Regions from separate parts of the Homo sapiens genome. Here region 2 is linked to region 1. A link is an interaction called in ENCODE POLR2A ChIA-PET data of the cell type or tissue named here. Cell type or tissue: OCI-LY7. All regions are shown on one strand.

Region 1 (8,000 bases):
TGCGCCACTGCACTCCAGCCTGGGCGACAGAACGAAACTCTGTCTTAAAAAAAAAAAAAAAATTCCACCTTTAAAAAATGCAAAAGGTAAAAGATTTGGCATATAATTTACTAACAAGTACAATGAAGTTGTTGTTGTTGTTTTTTAAATCACTACTCCAAGAGGTCAATCATTAGATACAAGAGGTCAATCATTAGATACTACAATCAGATATTTTCAAATCAAGGTTGGTATGACATTGCAGTAGTTAGTTAAGTCAGTTAAATGATTACTGGATCCAATTTGCCACAACATGTCAATATGACTTTGCAAATAGAGCCTACTAGCACAGTTCATTACAAATTATAATAATCATAATTTGTAAAAAGAAGGGTTGTAGGTCAGAAGTACCTATCTTTGGCTCTCAGTCATGAAGAGCTGCAATGGTGGAGCCATATAAACATATCTAACAGCCCATATAAATATATATAACTTCTAGATTACTGATGATACAAATAAACAAACATAACTTCTGTAACTAGGCAGATCAAAACTAACAGTAGGCCATGTGCGGTGGCTCACATCTGTAATCCCAGCACTTTGGGAGGCTGGGGTGGGTGGATCATCTATCTGATGTCAGGAGTTTGACACCAGCCTGAGCAACATGGTGAAACCCTGTCTCCACTAAAAATGCAAAAATTAGGCTGGGCACGGTAGCTCACGCCTGTAATCCCAGCTCTCAGGGAGGCAGAGGCAGGAGGATAGCTTGAGCCCAGGAGTTTGAGACCTGCCTGGGCATATAGTGAGACCCCGTTCCCCACAAAAAGGAAGAAAAAAAAAAGACAAAAAAAAAAATAAGCGTAAAAATGCAAAAATTAGCCAGGCATGGTGGCGTGCGCCTGTAATCCCAGCTACTCGGGAGGCTGAGGCAGGAGAATCACCTGAACCCGGGAGGCAGAGGTTGCAGTGAGCTGAGATCACGCCATTGTACTCTACCCCGGGCAACAAGAGTCAAACTCTGTCTCGGAGGGGAAAAAAAGAAAAGAAAAAAAAAACTAACAGTAGGCTGGGTGCAGGGGCTCACACATGTAATCCCAGCACATTGGGAGGCTGAGGTGGGTGGATCACCTGAGGTCAGGAGTTCAAGACCAGCCTGGCCAACATGGCAAACCCCCGTTTCTACTAAAAATATGAAAATTAGCCAGGCGTGGAGGCACGTGCCTGTAGTCCCAGCAACTTGGAAGGCTGAGGCAAGAGAATTGCTTGAACCCAAGAAGTGGAGGTTGCAGTGAGCAGAGACAGTGCCACTGAACTCCAGTCTGGGCAACAGAGCAAGACTCCGTTTGAAAACAACAACAAAAACTAACAGTAAATAATTCATTCCCATAAGACCAGCGTCCAGTAGCACAATACAACCTGGAGCATATGAAGAATTAAATTTTTCTAAAGAAAACTGCCAGACATTTACAAATATTATTATAAATAACTTAGAAAAACTGGACCTGAGCTCTAATTCAATATACCAGTGCTCAATAATCTATCATTCTAAACACTTTTTAATTTCAAAAAAGTATGTGGTAACACAAGAACAGAATATGAGTGATATAGCAAAAGATTTAATTTTTGTGTCCCAGTTAACATAAGACTTATTTTTAAGAAGAAAAATCTGTTGATGGCCAGGCCAGGTGGCTCACGCTTGTAATCCCAGCACTTTGGGAGGCCAAAGCAGGTGGATAGCTTGTACCCAGGAGGTCAAGGCTTTAGGGAGCCATGATAGTGCCACTGTACTTCAGCCTGAGCAACAGAGTGAGACCCTGTCTCAAAAAAAGTCTGTTGATAAGAGTTATCATATGTCTATCTAGCCTAAAAGTAGATCATGCTTTGTTTGGCTGATTCTTCTAAAGCCTAAATATACTAGAAGGACCCTTCACTATGTAATTCCAATAAAAGTGTACAGTTTGTTCAATATCGTATCAATTGAACATTACAATAATTTCAGTTAGCACACCATGTCCTGACTACTGATGCAATTCTCTCAACAGAAAATACAATGTAATCATTACATTAACAGAACCATTTAACAGAAATCATAATGTAATCATTCTGAATAAATACAAAATACAAAGTAAAACCAAAAATGCTATAACTTGTTTTATTCATTTTTACACATGAACTCACCAAAAAGCCAGCCTGTAAGCCCAGCTTAAACTATTTAAACACAAAAAATTGTTTATGGTTGGGCATGTCTGTTACACACTATCAGACATTCCCCTAATATTAGTGAGATTTCCTGTCAATTATTTATCTCTGTGCTCTTAAAGGAGCACAGTTAAAGTAAATATAAATACTTCCAAAATTTCAATAGTATGATAATTGACAGAAGAAAAAGATAACATCCAATTATTACATAACTAAAAATGTTTGCTTCTGAGGTTTACCAGAACTTTCCTGATTCCTGAATATATGAATTCAAACAACTTTCATGATTTCCTAAACAAAAATAGGTTTACCAATGAAGAATTATCAAGAATACCATAAAAATTTTAAAATACAATTCTAATTTTATCTAGAATTCGCTACACTAATATTTTCAATACATTTTCTTTCCCCACTTTTTCAGATAACCCTGAAAGAATTATTCATAAGATGACTTTTTGATAAGTAATAAAATGTAGTGTCCTTCTCTACTATTGAGAGAGCTTGCTAAATTAATGTTTTATCTAAATCTCAATTTTTTTTTTTTTTTTTGAGACGGAGTCTTGCTCTGTTGCCCAGGCTGGAGTGCAGTGGTGCAATCTCAGCTCACTGCAACCTCCACCTCTCAGGTTCAAGCAATTCGCCTGCCTCGGCCTTCCAAGTAGCTGGGATTACAGGCGCCTGCCACCACACCTAGCTAATTTTTTTTTTACGTATTTTTAGTAGAGATGGGGTTTCACCATGTTGGCCAGGCTGGTCTTGAACTCCTGACCTTGTGATCCACCTGCCTCTGCCTCCCAAAGTGCTGGGACTACAGGCGTGAGCCACTGTGCCCAGGCTTTTTTTTTTTTTTTTTTTTTTTTGAGACAGACTCTTGCTCTGTCGCCCAGGCTGGAGTGCAGTGGTGCGATCTCGGCTCACTGCAACCTCCGCCTCCCAGGTTCAAGCGATTCCCCTGCCTCAGCCTCCCGAGTAGCTGGAACTACAGATGCATACCACCACACCCTGCTAATTTTTGTATTTTTAGTAGAGATGGGGTTTCACCATGTTGGCCAGGCTGGTCTCAAACTCCTGACCGCAAGTGATCCACCTGCCTCAGCCTCCCAAAGTGCTGGGATTACAGGGGTGAGCCATTGCGCCCAGCCTAAATCTCTAACATTTTCTAGTATAAAATAAGAGTGAAAATACAAGTTTCTAAGGAAGTTCAATGACATACATTCAGTCCCTACCTCATCTAAAGGGTAAAAAATAGAAAATATCTTGTTAGTAAATTTAGCACCTCACATAGCTGAAGTACACTAGAGAGGCTGGGCTACAGAAAAATATAACAAAAAACAGAAAACAGTTCTGCAACTGGGCAAGGTGGCTCACACCTGTAATCCCAGCACTTTGGGAGGCCGAGGCAGGCAGACCACCTGAGCCCAGGAGTTCAAGACTAACCTGGGCAACAGGGTAAGACCTCGTTTCCACTAAAAATTAAAAAATTAGCCAGGTGTGGTGGTGCGTGTCTGTACTCCCAGCTACTCTGGAGGCTGAGGTGAGAGAATCAGCTGAGCCCAGGAAGTCGAGGCTGCAGTGAACCATGACTGTGCCCACCGCACTCCAACCTGGGTGACGGAAGTGAGATTCTGTCTCAGAACAAACAAAAAACAGTTCTAAGACAGAAGCAGATGAGATCCTCTGGACAGAGCAAATGAAAATGATCCTTTTACTGAAAAACAGGAAATGAACTACTGAATCATATGAAATAATGGCCTAAGTTACCTGAGCCTTTGCAGGGAGCGTCTCAGCCTGGACTTCTCTGCCTACATACTCCCTTTGGAAATGCAATAGAGACTCTGGAAATGGAAAAATCTCATCTGTTTAAATGTACTCACTACCTTCTCAAGAAGAGAAAAAAAAAGGCGGCTACAAAAATATTCCCAATTTTGTCATAGAAAAAAAATAACTATTAACTTCCAAAATAAAGCAAAAAGTAAACAAGACCATTAAAAAAAAAAAACTGGTTGGGCATGGTGGCTCATGCCTGTAATCCCAGCACTTTGGGAGGCCAAGGTAGGTGGATCACCGAGGGTCAGGAGTTCGAGATCAGCCTGACCAACACGGTGAAACCCTGTCTCTACTAAAAATACAAAAATTAGGCCAGGCGTGGTGGCGGGTGCCTGTAATCCCAGCTACTCGGGAGGCTGAAGCAGGAGAATCACTTGAACTTGGGAGGTGGAGGTTGCAGTGAGCCAAAATCATGCCATCGCGCTCCAGCCTGGGTGACAGAACAAGACTGTCACCTTAAAAAAAAAAAAAAAAAAAAAAACCTACCACACAAACAAAACAGCAAACAACAAAACTACCAAAGTTATCCAAATTTTAAGACTTTCAAAAATATTTACTTTAGTGAGCACCACTTACACTGCGTTTTAAGCAATTCCACTTTAACATATTTCACAGAGCGTGCAAAAACTTGTTTGAATTTAGGAAGGCCTCTGTCTCTTACCTGCAGATAAGTATGGCCAAAAATATTAAACAGTATTTTTCCCAGGGCAGGACTAATTCATCCATTGTGGACAGATGAATGAACCTCCAAATGCAAGGGGCCCCCTCTTCAAAGACAGATTTAAAACCTAGTAATTGGCCAGGCATGATGGCTCAAGCCTGGAATCCCAGCACTTTGGAAGGCAGAGGCAGGCGGATCATGAGGTCAGGAGTTCAAGACCAGCCTGGCCAATATGGTGAAAGCCCATCTCTACTAAAAACACAAAAATTAGCTGGACGTGGTGGTGCACACCTGTAGTCCCAGCTACTCGGGAGGCTGAGGCAGGAGAACCGCTTGAACCTGGGAGGCAGAGGTTGCAGTGAGCCGAGATTGAGCTACCGCACTCCAGTCTGGGCGACAGAGTGAGACTCCGTCTTTAAAAAAACAAAAAACAAAAAAAACCTAGTAACTATTATTAGAATAACTTTGCTAATGAGAAGAAATACCAGCAATGATTTATCACCATTAAGTAAAATATTAAAGTCATTCCTTAACAACCAAAAGTCACACTCCTCTAAAAATAAAAATAAGTGGCCAGGCACAGTGGCTCACAGGATCACGCCTGTAATCCCAGCACTTTGGGAGAACGAGAGGGGCGGATCACAAGGTCAGGAGTTCGATACCAGCTGGGCCAACATGGTGAAACTCCGTCTCTACTAAAGATACAAAAAAATTAGCTAGGCATGGTGGCAAGAGCCTGTAATCCCACCTACTCAGGAGGCTGAGGCAGGAGAATCGCTTGAACCCGAAAGGTGGAGGTTGCAGTGAGCTGAGAATGTGCCACCGCACTCCAGCCTGGGTGACAGGGCGAGACTCTCTCAAAGTAAATAAATTAAAAAAATTTAAAAAGATCATCAAAGAACAAACGAAATTTTGTTATTTCAGTAAGTCAATTTAAACAATAGAAGCCAATTCTACCACCAGAGAACAAAATAAAATCTCATTATTAATTGAGGGTGGCTTCTCTACCAGGTGAAAATTCTATAGGCAGTATTTTGTTACTACTGACAGGTAATAAGATTGTTTCTAAGTAAAGGTAAACCCAGCAACACAACATTCTTCACTTTTGTTTAATGAACCTCTACATTCTTCATATTCTTTTTTTGCTAGTTTGTTTTTGTTTGTTTTTTGAGATGGAGTCTATCGCCCACCTGGGCTGGAGCTGGAGTGCAGTGGTGCAATCTCGGCTCACTGCAACCTCTGCCTCCCAGATTCAAGTGGTTCTCCTGTCTCAGCCTCCCAAGCAGCTTGGATTACAGGCGCCCGCCACTACGCCCAGCTAGTTTTTTTTACTTTTAGTACAGATGGGGTTTCACCATGTTGGCCAGGCTGGTCTCGAACTCCTGACCTCAGGTGATCCACCCACCTTGGCCTCCTAAAAGTGCTGGGATTACAGGTGTGAACCACCGTGCCCAGCATTCTTTTGCTAGTTTCTAATACAATTGAAATACATCTATTTTCTCTATCAACACTTATCCTAGTCATCAATTTTTTCTATTCATTTATATTGCCCCTGCCCTCCCTATCCATGGCTTCAATCAAATGGAAGACAAGCACCTGTTCAAAGGATTAAAAGCAAAAAGAAGTTTAAAGATTTGGTGAGTGGGCTGGATGCAGAGGCTTATGCCTCTAATCCCAGCACTTTGGGAGGCCGAGGCAGGCAGATCAACTGAGGCTGGGAGTTTGAGACCAGCCTGACCAACATGGAGAAACCCCATCTCTACCAAAAATACAAAATTAGCCAGGCTTGGTGGCACATGCCTGTAATCCCAGTTACTCGGGAGGCTGAGGCAGGAGAATTGCTTGAACCCAGGAGACAGGTTGCAGTGAGCCGATATCACGCCACTGCACTCCAGCCTGGACAACAAGAGTGAAACTCCGTCTCAAAAAAAAAAAAAAAAAAAAAAAAGATTTAGGGAGTGATCAGTATCAATTTTGCAAACTGACATTTGTAATATGGGTACAATGTCAGTCATATATAAAAAGCTGTCACATAAAAACAAGAGACTAAACCTTGACTCTTAAGAAAGCGCAATAAAAGTACTATAAAAAAAAACACAGTCATGTTTTCTTACTTAATGAGCAAACTCAATCCTTCTACTTGACCTGGCAATTATTAATTACCTCAGAAAAAAATTATGAATCTGTATGTTGCTATAAACTTGTACTAATCCATGGCAAATCCAAGAATGTGTACGAGTTCACACATTATACACATTTGTAAATAATAACACTGTATCTTTAGTTCCCTTTTTCTATCTACATGAGATCATGCTGCATATAATTTGAGCTACATTTCATTATTACTTAAAATTTTTAGAAAAAAATCAATAGCTCCATTATGCAAAATAACTTAGGAAATAACAATGCAAAAATAAAAGGTACCTGCTGTTGCTTGAAATCAGGTCTTTTTTTGATAAGATTATAAACAGTCACGTATTTCATATATAGTACATAGGCCCTTTCCTCATCACGATCTAATCTGCATTCTTCTGCTGTCTTAAAGATCTTCAGGGCACTGTGCACATAACTTAAAATTAGAGAAAAAATAATAATTAAAGCAATTGACATCTGGGAAAAAATACAGGTCATATACAAAGTCCACAGATAATCTTTATCAGGGATCCCCAACCCCAGGGCCACAGATTGGTACTGGTTCACGGCCTGTTATGAACCAGGACGCACAGCAGACGATGAGTGGTGGGTTAGCCAGCAAAGTGTCATCTGTATTTACAGTCACTCCCCATTGCTCGCATTACCACCTGAGCTCCACCTCCTGTCAGATCATGGTGGCATTAGATTCCCATAGGAGCACGAACCCTATTGTGAACTGCACATGTGAGGGATCTAGGTTGTGCACTCCTTTTTTTTTTTTTTGAGATGGGGTCTAGCTCTTCTTGCCCAGGCTGGAGTGCAATGGGCTATCTTGGCTCACTGCAACCTCTGCCTCCCGGATTCAAGTGATTCTCCTGCCTCAGCCTCCCAAGTAGCTGGGATTACAGGAGTGTACCACCATGCCTGGCTAATTTTTTAGTTTTAGTAGAGACGAGGTTTCACCATGTTAGTCAGGCTGGTCTTGAACTCCTGACCTCAAGTGATCCTCCCATCTCAGCCTCCCAAAGTGCTCGGATTACAGGCATGAGCCACCGCGCCTAGCCAAGGTTGCGCATTCTTTATGAGAATCTAAGGCCTGATGATCTGTCACTGTCGACCATCACCCCCAGATGTGATGGTCCAGTTGCAGGAAAACAAGCTCAGGGATACCACTGGTTCTACATTATGGTGAGTTATATAA
Region 2 (8,000 bases), 160 kb before region 1:
CAAATTCTGTCTCCACTGATGAAAATAGGGCAGTTTGCTTACATTTGCATTCATGTGAATGGCTGCGTTAAAATAGCCAACATGGGTGACTACAGGAATTTCTCTTTTCTTTCTTTACTGCAGTTTACTCCCTAGCCTGCCACAGATAATCAAATAAAGGATGTGACTTATTCTAGGACTGGTGGAGACAAGACATAAAAGTCTAGAAATAAATAAAAGACAGATGAGAGGATTCTTACCCATAATTTTTCAAGGGTCAATAAGTGTGGGTTTTCCTCTGAAATGAAATAAATACTCACATGTATTTATACATAAACTTTAGCACCTCTCTGTAACCTGTTTTGTAAAGAGTATCAAAGGTGGGCTGTTTCCTTACCTGGGTCAAAGCCACTTCACATTTTTTCCACTTTTTGGGGTTCAACTTTAGTGACTGGGAGCTAAGAAAATACCAGTTGTCTGTCTGTCTTGTCTTGTCTTTTTTTCTTTTCTTTTCTTTCTTTCTTTCTTTTTTTTTTTTTTTTTTGACAGAGTCTCGCTCTGTTGCCCAGGCTAGAGTACAATGGCATGATCTCAGCTCACTGCAACCTGCACCTCCCAGGTTCAAGCAATTCTTGTGCCTCAGCCTCCCGAGTGGCTGGAATTGCAGGCATGCACCACCACGTCTGGCTAATTTTTTTTTTTTTTTTTTTTCAGTAGAGATGGAGTTTCACCCTGTTGGCCAGGCTAGTTTCGAACCCCTGACCTCAGATGATCTGCCTGCATTGGCTTCCCAAAGTTCTGGGATTACAGGCGTGAGCCACCGCGGCGTGCCCCAGTTGTCTTTTTTAGGAATACTGTTTGGTTTGGGGAGGAAGGAGGCAGGAAACATGTGTTCCTTGATGATTATGGTGGTGAAATTCTGCAGTAATTTTAATATATTATGATACTGTAGGTATGAGTTAAGCAGAATTGTGTGGCATATGCTGAGAACATAAACCTGATTGTAAAATCCCTTCTGTGGGACGTTCTAAAGGTTGACAAGAGTTGTAGAACAACACGTTTATACTCTGGGGACCATTTATACACCAATAAATGCAATGTCTGTGCTGAAGAAGAGATATTTCTAAAATTGTTTTAATAAAGGAAACTAGGAGATAATTTACAGAGGTTCATTTAATGTCTGTTTTTGTGTGTGTTTGAAAATGTTCATAATTAAAAGATTTATTTTGTAACCAATGTTATTTATGTAACCTTTACTTTTTCATTAGTTGGCATATTTAGGATTTCTGATGCTTTATACATTTGTGGTTCTTGTACAAATGGAACAGTTACCTTCAGTTCAAGAATGGATTGTTATTGCTTATATTTTTACTTATGCCATTGAGAAAGTCCGTGAGGTATGTCTTTAGTTTTTTTCTACCAATAATTTACTGTATACATGGAAGATTTTCTGTTTTGTTTTGTTTTGGGTGTATACGTAGGGGGGTGTGTGTGTGTATGATGACATTGTAGAAGTGTAGAACCTGTGTAATTTTGCTGTTCCCAAAATAATGGCAAAAGAATAGAGATTAGTGAGTATGCTGTATACTTTGTTGCCATTACAGATAAAATGATTTGTGTTAGAAATGTAGCCTATAAAAATGTAACCTGTATTTTGTTTGTTTGTTTTATTTCCTGAACATTCACATTTTTGCTCTCTGTCACTCTTCAAAAAGTATTAAATATACTTAGCTAAATGACTTTTAATTTACCTACCTGATTTAGCCAATTAGGTAGGTAAGTTATAAATAGGTCTTTAGGCCAGGCGCGGTGGCTCACGCCTGTAATGGCAGCACCTTAGGAGGCTGAGGCGGGCGGATCACTCGAGGTCAGGAGTTCAAGACCAGTCTGGCCAACAGGGTGAAACCCCATCTCTACTAAAAATATAAAAATTAGCTAGGCATGGTGGCGGCCACCTGTAATCCCAGCTACTTGGAAGACTGAGGCAGGAGAATCACTTGAACCCAGGAGGCAGAGGTTGCAGTGAACTGAGATTGCACCACTGCACTCCAGCCTGGGCGAAAGAGTGATACTCTATCTCAAAATAAAAATAAAATAGTTAGGTCTTTTTTAATATCCTGATTTTGAAGAAAATCTTTTTCGTAATATTTATACTTTGTTTTTGAAGTAGTAGCTACATGAATATTGGGTTTTGTTTGTTTGTTTGTTTGTTTGTTTTGAGACGTAGTCTCCCTCTGTGACCCAGGCTGGAGTGCAGTGGCACAATCTCAGCTCACTGCAACCACTGCCTCCCGGGTTCAAGCGATTCTCCTGCCTCACCCTCACTAGTAGCTGGGATTACAGGTGCGTGCCACCAAGCCTGGCTAATTTTTGTATTTTTAGTAGAGATGTGGTTTCGCCATGTTGGTGAGGCTGGTCTTGAACTCCTGACCTCATGATCCGCCCGCCTTTGTCTCCCGAAGTGCTAGGATTGTAGGCGTGAGCCACCGCACCTGGCCATGAATATTGTTTTATAACATACTTGCATAAGTACCTCTGAATTATTTCATGTCTCTACCTTACATTTAGAGAATACAAGAAATTGCAAAAATAATTAGAAGGTGTTGTACTTCTCTCTCACTTAGATATCATAAGAATTTCTTTTTTTTTTCTTTTCCAAACACCAACTCGAACCAGAAGGAATTTCTTATTAGATAGCTTATTTTGCATTTTAAATTCCTCTGAGTGTTATGATCCATATGTTTATTAAATCTGTTGTTTTATCAGCATGTTTGAAGAAATTGATTTGTTAAATGATAAAAGCAAATTGCAAAGCGTTTTAAAATATGTATATTCATAAAATAGCTCTGCAAGTGTTCATGAGACAGTAATAGTAGTGGTTGCTTCTAGTGGGAAGAGTAATTAATTGGCTAAGGGAGAAGAGTGAAACGGATGCTTTGCAGTATTTATGATACACCATGAATTTTGAAGTTGTGAATGTGTTACCATTCCTCCCAAAAGATGATTCTTAAAATTCATATATTCAGGAGAAGAGGCATATGTTTTAAATTAGTTAGGTAAATACAGCTACTTAAACCATTGAGTTATTTACTTTCTACAAAGAAGGCAGGTTTGGCAGCTACTACCAGGATATCCAGGTGCTGCCTTAATTTGAAATAAAACAATTTTTCAAAAGTATTTTACAATCCAGGTCTAGAGAACTGGGTTGTAATCTGAATTTTCAGCTTCTTAGTTGGATGAATCTCTGGAACCTGGGAGACGGAGGTTGCAGTGAGCCGAGATTGAGCCACTGCACTCCACCCTGGGCAATAGAGCGAGACTCTGTCTCAAAATAAATAAGTTAATAAATAAAAGCTATGTGAAATTCTACTGTAATGTTATAGTTGAATGCTGTATGTGTTTTAATAGGAATAAACTGATTACACTTTTTTTTGTTGTTGTTAAACCTTTAGATCTTTATGTCTGAAGCTGGGAAAGTAAACCAGAAGATTAAAGTATGGTTTAGTGATTACTTCAACATCAGTGATACAATTGCCATAATTTCTTTCTTCATTGGATTTGGACTAAGATTTGGAGCAAAATGGAACTTTGCAAATGCATATGATAATCATGTTTTTGTGGCTGGAAGATTAATTTACTGTCTTAACATAATATTTTGGTATGTGCGTTTGCTAGATTTTCTAGCTGTAAATCAACAGGCAGGACCTTATGTAATGATGATTGGAAAAATGGTAAGTTGACAGATGTTTGATAATACTCGTGGGTTTATTGATTTTTTAAAAAATCACAAAAATGTTATTAACATAGTTTTATTTGAGCCAGTGAATGTCTTTTATTTTGTGTTTGTTTGCCTCATACTTCACATCTGCCATTCCTTAAGAGTTTCTCATGCTCAATCCCAATCCCCTATACCCATTTAGTGCTTTGCAAGATAATGTTAGCTATACCATCTATGGTTTATGTCTGTAGGTAACTCCTTTTTCCTGTCTTCACTGATCCAGGCTTTTTTTTTTTTTTTTTCTTTTTGAGACAGAGTTTCGCTCTGTCACCCAGGCTGGAGTGCAATGGCACTATCTTGGCTCACTGCAACCTCTGCCTCTCAGGTTCAGCGATTCTCCTGCCTCAGCCACCCGAGGAGCTGGGATTACAGGCATGTGCCACCATGCCCAGCTAATTTTGTATTTTTAGTAGAGACAGGGTTTCACCATGTTGGTCAGGCTGGTCCCAAACTCCTGACCTCAGATGATCTGCCCACCTTGGCCTCCCAAAGTGCTGGGATTACAGGCGTGAGCCACCACACCCTGCTTGATCCAGGCTATTTTTTAAAAGTTAAACCCAAAATACCTAATCTTTTCCTAATACAGTATGCCCAGTATTTTGCTCTTTTCCTTAGTCTTATCTGAGTGGCAGGTTTTATTTTTTAAAATCTAGATGTCAAGTTGAATGTGTAATTTTTTTATACACTGAATCTGAAATATATTGGGTCTACTCCTTGCCGTAATTCCTTTTAGTTTTCAGTGGTGAAAAAGGCAAAATTTGTAATATAGCTATTGCTATTCCTTATTCTGAAATTCCTGTTCATCCTAGGAAATTTCAGCAAATGCAGACAAATCACTATTCAGAGACATTCACTATTAACAGTTTAACGTACATCCTTCCATCTCTCAAGATGTGTATGAACACATGTGTTTGTTTCAGACTTCTTGTAAATAAATATATACAGTAGTTTTATCAAAATATGCTTTAAAAATACATGCTGTTTCTCAATTATTTTAAAATAGTTGTCCCATTTTAATAAATATAAAAAGCTATTCTTAGAGTTTCTTATACTCCCTTAATCTTAGAAAATCAGTCTTCTCTTGGAACCAACCCAAATGTCCATCAATGATAGACTGGATTAAGAAAATGCGGCACGTATACACCATGGAATACTGTGCAGCCACAAAAAAGGATGAGTTCATGTCCTTTGTAGGGACATGGATGAAGCTGGAAACCATCATTCTGAGCAAACTATTGCAAGGACAGAAAACCAAACACCGCATGTTCTCACTCATAGGTGGGAATTGAACAATGAGAACACTTGGACACACGGTGGGGAATGGGGAACATCACACGCTGGGGCCTGTCATGGGGTGGGGGGCAGGGGGAGGGATAGCATTAGGAGATATACCTAATGTAAATGAGTGCAGCACACCAACATGGCACATGTATACATATGTAACAAACCTGCACATTGTGCACATGTACCCTAGAACTTAAAGTATAATAATTAAAAAAAAAAATCAGTCTTCTAAATTAAATATTTCTTGAGTAACCCTGCTAAGCTCACAAGATTATCTTCGCATCTTGAAAACAAGATTTTTAGGTTTTCTAAATATAAATTATTATATTTGCACTTTCACGCTGCACTGTTTCCCTCCAAGAGAATGTGTCTTCCCCCCCTTAATTGAGAATAACTGGTGTACTGTTTTTCACATCAAAGTATTACTCATTATTCACACATTTTGGCATTCTTATGGTATTTCAAGGAAAAATAGGGCAGTTAAGGTTTTTTGGGAAGAATTGGTTTTAGCCTAACATTTTAGCATGCAAAAAAGGTGTTGTAGCTCTTATGCTTACCAGGTTATTTAGTGACTCAGTGGTGTCTAGTTACTTTAATGGTAATGTAAATGGAAGAGTTAGGAAGTACAGAAGCCTTTATTTGTGATCTTCTCTAGAACCACCCTCTGCTAGGATGTCTTTCTCCTTGTCAGCTAGTCATTTGTTCCGTCATTGTGTGTTTTCCCTAGTGCCAGCTTCCCTTTACATCCCCTTTGGAAGTTTCATAATGGTTACTGTTTTAGTTCTAACATTCATTATTTCGTCATTGTGTATCTATTACATGTTAAGAGTTAAACTAAGCTGGGGCTACAAAGATGAATAAGACATGGTCCAGATCTTCGTGGAACTCAACAATTGAGTCTCTAAATATAGACATGTGAACAGATAGGTAGCTATTGAAAAATATGATAAATTGTTACGTGAAGATAGAAGAGCTAGTAACCAATTCTGTCATGAAGGCTTTCACAAAGATTATGGCATTTCAAAGGAGTTTAGAAAATACGTAGGATTTACATAGGTATACATGCACCATGTTGGTTTGCTGCACCCATTAACTCATCATTTACATTAGGTATTTATCCTAATGCTATCCCTCCCCCTGCCCCCTACCCCATGACAGGCCCCGGTGTATGATGTTCCCTACCCTGTGTCCAAGTGTTCTCGTTGTTCAGTTCCCACCTGTGAGTGAGAACATGCGGTGTTTGGTTTTCTGTCCTTGCAATAGTTTGCTCAGAATGATGGTTTCCAGCTGCATCCATGTTCCTGCAAAGAACATGAACTCATCCTTTTTTATGGCTACATAGTATTCCATGGTGTATATGTGCCACATTTTCTTAATCCAGTCTATCATTGACGGACATTTGGGTTGGTTCCAAGTCTTTGCTATTGTGAATAGTGCCACAGTAAACATACGTGTGCATGTGTCTTTATAGTAGCATGATTTATAATCCTTTGGGTATATACCCAGTAATGGGATTGCTGGGTCAAATGGTATTTCTTTACCCTAGAACTTAAAGTATAATCATTAAAAAAAAAAAAAAGAAAATATGTGGGATTTTTCTTCTGAGCAGGGAGTTTCTAACCAGAGGAAACAGCTTTGAAAAGCTTGAAGACAATAAAAGATTAAAAAGAAGAAACCTCCCTCACACTTTATAGGCTAGTGCAAAAGTAATTGCGGTTTTTGCCATTAAAAGTAATTGCAAAAACTGCAATTACTTTTGCATCAACCTAATACATCTTTTAATAGCAGACTAATGAAAATTATATGGTAAATGCTAAACTTCTCACACTCATTCTGTATGCATTATAAGAATCCTCATTTTTAAAAATTTTACTTTATTTTATTTTATTTTTTAAGATGGAGTCTCGCTGTGTCACCCAGGCTGGAGTTCAGTGGCGCGATCTGTGCTCACTGCAACCTCCACCTCCTGGATTCAAGCGATTCTTCTGCCTCAGCCTCCCGAGTAGCTGGGACTACAGGTGTGCGCCACCATGCCCGGCTAATTTTTGTATTTTTAGTGGAGACAGGGTTTCACCATATTGGCCAGGCTGGTCTCACACCCCTGACCTTGTGATCCGCCTGCCTCGGCCTCCCAAAGTGCTGGGATTACAGGCGTGAGCCACCGTGCCCAGTAAAATTTTACTTTAAGAATCCTCATTTTTATGAGCAAGCTGATACTCACATATTTTTAATTAATTAAATTCCTATCAAGCACAAGGAAAGTGGTTGTCATTTAGGCTTTATGTGAAAAGCTGTGTGAAATGCAAAGATGACTATGAATCATCAACCATAGACCTTGAATAATTTTAGTTTACGTCAATACAGATTTGCGTTTCATTTGGAATATTTGACTTGGCTTTTCCTTTAATTACAAGCATTTGTATTCTAAAATATATCAAATAGCATGAATAATGTTTTAATACTTTTTTTGCCTTTTAAAATCTTTTAATATACTTTTTGTTTTGCAATATTTTGTTTATTTGAAAGCATGCATTCTCTCAGTACTGTTCTCAAATGCTCAATGAAGGCATTATTTGTCCATTTTGCAAATAAGAACACCCAATTAAGAATTTTGGAGCGTGTTAGGCCTCTGCAAGTTGCAGAGAGCCAGCTCTTAATTTAAAAAGAAAATTTATTTGTTCATCTAACAGAATTTTAAAGATGAAGCATCAAGTCTCATCTCTTCATTTGAATTGACATTTTAAGACTCGCAGCTATCTATACAACTTTTCTTTCTAATCTTAAGCCCCTATAAAATTACTTTATCCGGCCTTGACTACTTATTGTCCCCTTTACCTTTCACATCTTACTTTCCATTTCTGCTGTCACTGTATATTCATTTTAAAAATATATGGAAATGTCATAATTTATTTTAAGTTGTCATTACAATTATTTTAAGTTTACAGTAGGTTAATGTACA

Evidence for each region. Peaks named below come from ENCODE experiments on the same cell type or tissue, not always from the same donor. Only the 100,000 strongest peaks of a DNase experiment are listed, where the experiment ranks them.
Region 2: POLR2A ChIA-PET joins it to region 1 with 7 read pairs; 2 of 35 experiments call an interaction of 5 or more read pairs at or near these places.

Annotation. Positions count from the first base shown.
Region 1 is chr15:50,440,584-50,448,583 of GRCh38, reverse strand. It overlaps USP8 (ubiquitin specific peptidase 8), which reads right to left. Exons shown (of 20, transcript NM_005154.5): 3 at 7,091-7,235. Among named protein-coding and RNA genes, the nearest start is that of USP8, 20 kb to the right of the region's middle. RefSeq lists enhancers at 3,428-3,537, 3,658-3,747. In OCI-LY7, no CTCF peak of the experiment used is centred here; a DNase peak (open chromatin) is centred at 3,783; H3K4me3 peaks cover 458 bases; H3K27ac peaks cover 1,488 bases.
Region 2 is chr15:50,600,576-50,608,575 of GRCh38, reverse strand. TRPM7 (transient receptor potential cation channel subfamily M member 7) reads left to right here. Exons shown (of 39, transcript NM_017672.6): 20 at 1,248-1,376; 21 at 3,432-3,710. Among named protein-coding and RNA genes, the nearest start is that of USP50, 58 kb to the right of the region's middle. In OCI-LY7, no CTCF peak of the experiment used is centred here; no DNase peak of the experiment used is centred here.